2 separate regions of the Homo sapiens genome follow, and region 2 is linked to region 1. Evidence: read pairs that join two places in POLR2A ChIA-PET (ENCODE). Cell type or tissue: MCF 10A. All regions are shown on one strand. Each heading gives the region's core, and the rest is flanking DNA. Links, peaks and the distances in the headings are about the cores only.

What was found. ChIA-PET counts read pairs that join two places held together with the same protein. Peaks named below come from ENCODE experiments on the same cell type or tissue, not always from the same donor. Only the 100,000 strongest peaks of a DNase experiment are listed, where the experiment ranks them.
Region 2: POLR2A ChIA-PET joins it to region 1 with 5 read pairs; 4 of 35 experiments call an interaction of 5 or more read pairs at or near these places.

Annotation. Positions count from the first base shown.
Region 1 is chr13:29,675,612-29,678,521 of GRCh38, reverse strand. No RefSeq gene overlaps it. Among named protein-coding and RNA genes, the nearest start is that of SLC7A1, 81 kb to the right of the region's middle. In MCF 10A, for the core only: no CTCF peak of the experiment used is centred there; a DNase peak (open chromatin) is centred at 1,391.
Region 2 is chr13:29,587,666-29,590,575 of GRCh38, reverse strand. All of the region lies in intron 1 of SLC7A1 (solute carrier family 7 member 1), which reads left to right. Among named protein-coding and RNA genes, the nearest start is that of SLC7A1, 6.6 kb to the left of the region's middle. RefSeq lists an enhancer at 253-1,249. In MCF 10A, for the core only: no CTCF peak of the experiment used is centred there; no DNase peak of the experiment used is centred there.

The DNA of each region.
Region 1 (2,910 bases), core at 275-2,774:
ATGCAAAGGGATGGCTAACCCATGCCAGAATGATGCCTCTTATCTCCCCATGTTTAAAGAGAGAACTGCTCATTGGCTCTGCTCCCCACATTGAGGCACCAGGATGGAGATTGGAAATAATTCATGAATGAAAATATCAGAAGCAGACCCATGTAGTTTGGGTTTTTCTCCTTAATACCATCCACAGGATTCCTCTAACTTGAAAAATTTTAAACACAATAAAAGCATCAAGTAAGAACAACTGAAACATATTCTTTATCTATCTATCTAAAATCATAATATATGGCATCTAGAATCATACATATATTATGCAATTCACTAAAAAGTCAATATAGATATAGCCAAATATACCGTACATTTCATGTTTGAACTGTTTGAAAACAGTTATGTTTTCAAAATGGCTCCACCACCAATCTCTGCTCCCTGCCCCTGCTCCCCACCGGCTGGCCAGGAGAGCAGGGGGTGAGGTGTTTCTGCTCCAATTCCAATCATTCTCTTCTTTCACCATCCTGATTAAGTGTCTCTGATGTACTTCTCAGTCTCATCCACCTTTCATGCCGATGTGGTCATGACATTTGTCCTAACAAATCAGATAATATAATATATGGGCCATAATTATTTTGCCCTCATTTTATAGACAGAAGAAATGAGGCCAGAGATGCTATAACTTGCCCAAGATTCCTTAATGCTGAAGTCAGAGTGCATAATTCTGAATTCCTTGCACCCGGGCACCATTCTCCTCCCTAGAGCACCCTTGTCTTCAAAGGGAGACTGGACAATGCTCATTAAGGAAGGGCTAATTGACTAGTGCACGTAGGGGAACTCCCCCCACTGCCTACAGGCATCGAGTGTCAGGAGAAAACACCCACCTCATAGGCCTCAGCTTTGACATCGTACATTTCATTAGAGACAGTAAAACCATATTCTTAGAATGTTTTTACCGAGATTTGAGAATTGACACTTGCTTTAACAAATGTCCGTTTCACAGAATCTCAGAAAACCGGAAGTCCTATGGATTTGCACCATGTTTGGATCTGTCATCGTTTCTTAGCAATTGTGTCACCATTTCAGGCCAGCCGGAGATAGGCCAGAAAAATGAGAACATTAGCCAGGAGAGCCTGATGCCCTTGATTTCATACCTGCTTTCATGGAGTTAACATCAGGCTTTTTTTTTTGGCCAGTGATGATTAATCCTTATAATGATTCAGTTTTCTTTTGCCACAGCTTGTCTAAAATACTTTTCTTGCATAGTTCTCTGGTTAAAAAAAAAAATACTAAGACAACAAATGAATAGAAAGGGAAATTTTTAGCCATTTCCACGGGATGAGGCTAAACTCAGAGCCCAGTTTCACCTTCCCCTTTAATGGGACTGGTGCCAACCAGGTAAAACTGCAAGCAAAGCAGGGAGATGCCGCTCTACCAGAACGAAGCTGATCGTCCTTCTTCTCCTGACAGAGGGCACTCTGGAAGCGGCTGCCACACGCTGTGCCTGCCATTGCTCCGGAGACAATGGGTTGGTTGCCCTTTCTAGCCTCACACATTGGTCAATTCTCTCAACACTGCATTTTGGAAGACAGTTCGTGAGACGGAGCTACTACTTCTCTGCCTTAACCTGAGAAGGTTTTTGATGGGAGAGAATGGGGTGTAGCCTCCTCTAGAATACTCCTTGTATTCCTCCTGTGTCTGAAGCTTGTCCTGGTGATCATACAAGGAAGTGTTCAACATACCAGGGAGTGTTCAGGGCAATACTCTTTGTCCCTTTCAGGCTGACAGGGCTCTGGATAATTTCTGAGAGGCCAAGTCATGGGCAGTGAGGTCGCATCCCTGGAATGCCATGTGGACACATTATGGTGTTGGCAATTTTTCCTGGCCTGGGGGTGACGTGTACCCACCTTCAGAAGACTGAGAGCTCCTGGAGCGGAGGAGACCTCTGGTTTACAGATCCCTTTTCCCACTCCGAGTTCACAGTCCTCATGGAGATAAGAAGGTCTGAGTAGACAGCTTGCATGAGGCAGACCAGAGTGTCCTGTGGGATCAAAAAAATAAGTCCATAATTTTTTTTTTTTTTGAGACACTTTGTCACCCAGGCTGGAGTGCAGGGGCTTGATCTTGGCTCACTGCAGCCTTGATCTCCCACGTTCAAGCAATCCCCCTGCCTCAGCCCCCCAAATAGTTGGTACTATAGGCTCTCACCACCACACCTGGCTAATTTTTTTTTTTTTTTTTTTTTTTTGGAGATGGAGTCTCGCTGTGTGCTCAGGCTGAAGTGCAATGGTGCGATCTCAGCTCACTGCAACCTCCACCTCCCAGGTTCAAGTGATTCTCCTTCCTCAGCCTCCTGAGTAGCTGGGATTACAGACGTGCACCACCATGCCTGGCTCATTTTGTACTTTTAGTAGATACGGGGTTTCTCCATGTTGGTCAGGCTGGTCTCAAACTCCTGATCTCAGTTGATCCGCCCATCTCAGCTTCCGAAAGTGCTGGTATTACAGGTGTGAGCCACCACACCCGGCCAATTTTTGTATTTTTTTTTAGAGACGAGGTTTTGCCATGTTGCCTAGGGTGGTCTTGAACTCCTGAGCTCAAAGGATCCACCCACCTCGGCCTCCCAGTGTGCTGGGATTACAGGCCTAAGCCACCGCCCCCAGCCAGTCCAGTCATTTTCAACCACCAAATTCGATTTCTCATTCACACTTCCTGTGCATCAAAGTTTGGCTGCAGCTCTGTTGAACGCACCTTCCCTTTGGGCCTGGGACTGCCATCACAGCCTGTGTGTGGGACATGGCTGGTTAACTCAGCAGAGGGGAAGGAGGATATGGAAATCATGGCCCTGCTCCTAAAACATCTCCCTGGAATGGGTGCAAGGCTCTCCTGCTCATGGTTCATTGGCCAAAGCAACTCATATGGCCA
Region 2 (2,910 bases), core at 316-2,815, 88 kb after region 1:
TGAAGCCATCTCTCTTTGGAATCCTGATGTCTCCCTGAGCATGGGGTGCAGGTTTGCTTAGGACTCAGACCCATGCACCTTGCGCTCAGTGACTTCTAGGACTCCTGGGAAACAGAGCTCTCAGCCCCTTTCTTAGTGTTTGCTGTGTGTGGGTATGTGTATGTTTATGTGTATGTGTATGTGTATGTGTATATGTATGTGTGTGTGTTTGGTGGGGGGCAGGACGGGAGTGACTGCCCTGGCTACAGTCATCCCAAACATGTTGTTCAAATTACTCCGAAGCCCTTGGGTTTTAGAAAAAGCAAAGCTGAAAAGCTGAAACTCTGGGCCGTGTTTCCCACCTCACTCATCCCGTGCTTGGGTCTGTAGGATAGGATGTCTCCATACAGCACAGGGGTGGTGGGCGACACCCACCTGGGGGCAGCAGTGAGAAGGCAGGGGCTCATCCTCCCCACAAAGTGGCTGGAGTTGATCTGTTATGGACGTGTTCGAAGTGTCCTTCTCTGCATCTTGTCTGCTTACTGAGTGCCATTAGCCAAAGTCTGTTAGGCCAAGTAGGAAGGAAGGGAGGGGCCCTGGGGCTAGGTAAGATCAATCATTGCAAGCACTTATTTAGTGCTCACCATGTACTCTGCGCTTTATCTATGTTTCATTTGAATCTTCCTAACCACCCAGTGGGATCGGCCCTTCTGGTGTGACTGATGGGGAGAGGGGAAGGCAGGTGGCCCACGGGCACACAGGTAGGCAGTCAGTGGCAGAGTGAAGATTGGAACCCAGATGTCTGCCTGTACCTGGACTCCAGCCTGTCTCGGGATAGGCCTGGCCTGGCCTGCCCTGTGTACACTGAGTGGGAGGCAGACAGATCTGAAGCCCATCTGCCTGCGTCCCTCTGTTTCTGGCTGAGTCCAGGTGGTGCTGGCACCGGTCACCCGCCCCAACGCTGGAGGGCACCCTGCCTCCCCTCTCTTTGCCCTGATTTCCCTCTGCTGTCTCTGAAAGTGGGTCTTCCCCCTCCCAAGTCCAGGCACCTGGCACAGCTGGAGCCCTGGGGTCCTTGGGGCAGCTGCGCTGGGACGTGGCCAGTGTCAGGAGCCGGTGTGTGTGACGGAGGCTGGGCTGCATTCTTTCTGGGTCAGTAGTTTGGCATTTACATCACCAGCCTTTGGCTGGATGCAATGCCTCCTGCCCAGACCACAATGGAGCCTTGTTTGATTTATCACCATCCAGCCACGCCCACACTCCACCTCCATCTCCACCTGGGGAGACCCCTTTGCAGGGGGTCTTGTGGAAATCAGAGACTGTTCGTAGGGGAAAGTCAGCTTCCTTTTCTGTGTTCCATCCTTCTTAAGGCCAGTGGCCGCTGTCATCCTGCCCTTGGCTTGGCTTTGCTGATTTCTACAATATCTTGCGGAGGTGCCCCCTTTCCTTAGAGGATGCATCTTTAACACTCTCAGAGAGGCTGGGGCAGGAGCTGTCCACACCAGGGCCTGCAGCAAGGGCCCGTCTTCCCCAAAGTGACTTGGGAGAGTCTTCCTGGCCCGCAGCTTTTCCACAGTGTCAGGGACACCTCCTGCCCTCCCTTGGGATGAGGCCTGGTCTAGGAGCTGGGGGCGTTAGGGTGCAGTTTCTGGGACCCAGTGAAGGCCCCTGGGAAAGACTGGCAGTTAGAGTTAGGAGAACTCTTCCCTCATCCCTTTTGCCCTTCTCCTTTTCCCCTTTTCTTTTTCAGCAGTTTTTGGATAACATTTCAAACTTAAAGAAAAGTTGCAGAGGCCAGGCATGGTGGCTCACGCCTGTAATCCCAGCACTTTGGGAGGCTGAGGCAAACAGATCACTTGAGGCCAGGAGTTTGAGACCAGCCCTGGCCAACATGGTGAAACTCATGTCTACGAAAAATACAAAAGTTAGCCTGGTGTTGGTGGCGCATGCCTATAGTTGCAGCTACTCGGGAGGCTGAGACACAGGAATCACTTGAACCCGGGAGGCGGAGGTTGCAGGGAGCCGAGATCACACCACTGCACTCCAGCCTGGGTAACAGAGTGAGATACTGTCTCAAAAAAAAAAAAAGAAAGAAAAGAAAAGAAAATTTGCAGGAGTGCAAGGAACTCCTGGGTACCGTCTCTCAGATGCACAGGTGGGTTATGTTTTGCCTCCTTCTATTCTCTCTCCACCCCACACAAACTCACATGCACACAGACACATACATTTTTTTCTGAACCATTTGAGAGTCAGCTGAAGACGTCATGCCATTTTATTTGCCCTCTATACTTCAGTGTATATTTCCTAAGAACAAGGCTCTTCTCTCACATAACCATGGTACAATAGCAAAGTCAGGAAATTTAACATTAATACAACCCTGCGATCTAGGCCACAGTCCATATTTGACTTGCAGTCGTCCACATAATGTCCTTTATAGCTAAGTATTTTTGGGGAAGGAGTTTTGCAGTGTGGGGGTTCTTTCAAAAGAGGTGTGATTTTCTACCTCATAAGCCTTTTTAAGAAAAAGTGTTTCTAAAAGTTAGAATGTTTGTTGTGGAAAATTTGGAAACTACAGAAAATTAAAAGAAGGAGAAAATAAAACCCATTCATAATTCCAGCTCAGAGGCTGAGTGATCGACCAGAAAGGTGGTGGAAAGACTTTCTCAGCTCCTTCAGCTCTGGTGACCTGGCCACACAGACTCGTGATCCCTCCACCACCCACACACTAGTCAGGAGCCCCGCAGCCAAGTCCTGGGGCTGTGGGAGGAGCCGGCCCCTGTCTGGAGCTGACGGTCTTTCATGCTCCTGCCCACCCCTTGGGCAGGTGCCCACCGAGCAGGCAGACTTAACCAGCCTTGGTGGTGCCTTTGTGGTGCATATCCTCCAGGTGGGGAAGGGTGGAGATCGTTAATAAATATCCAGAACTTGTTT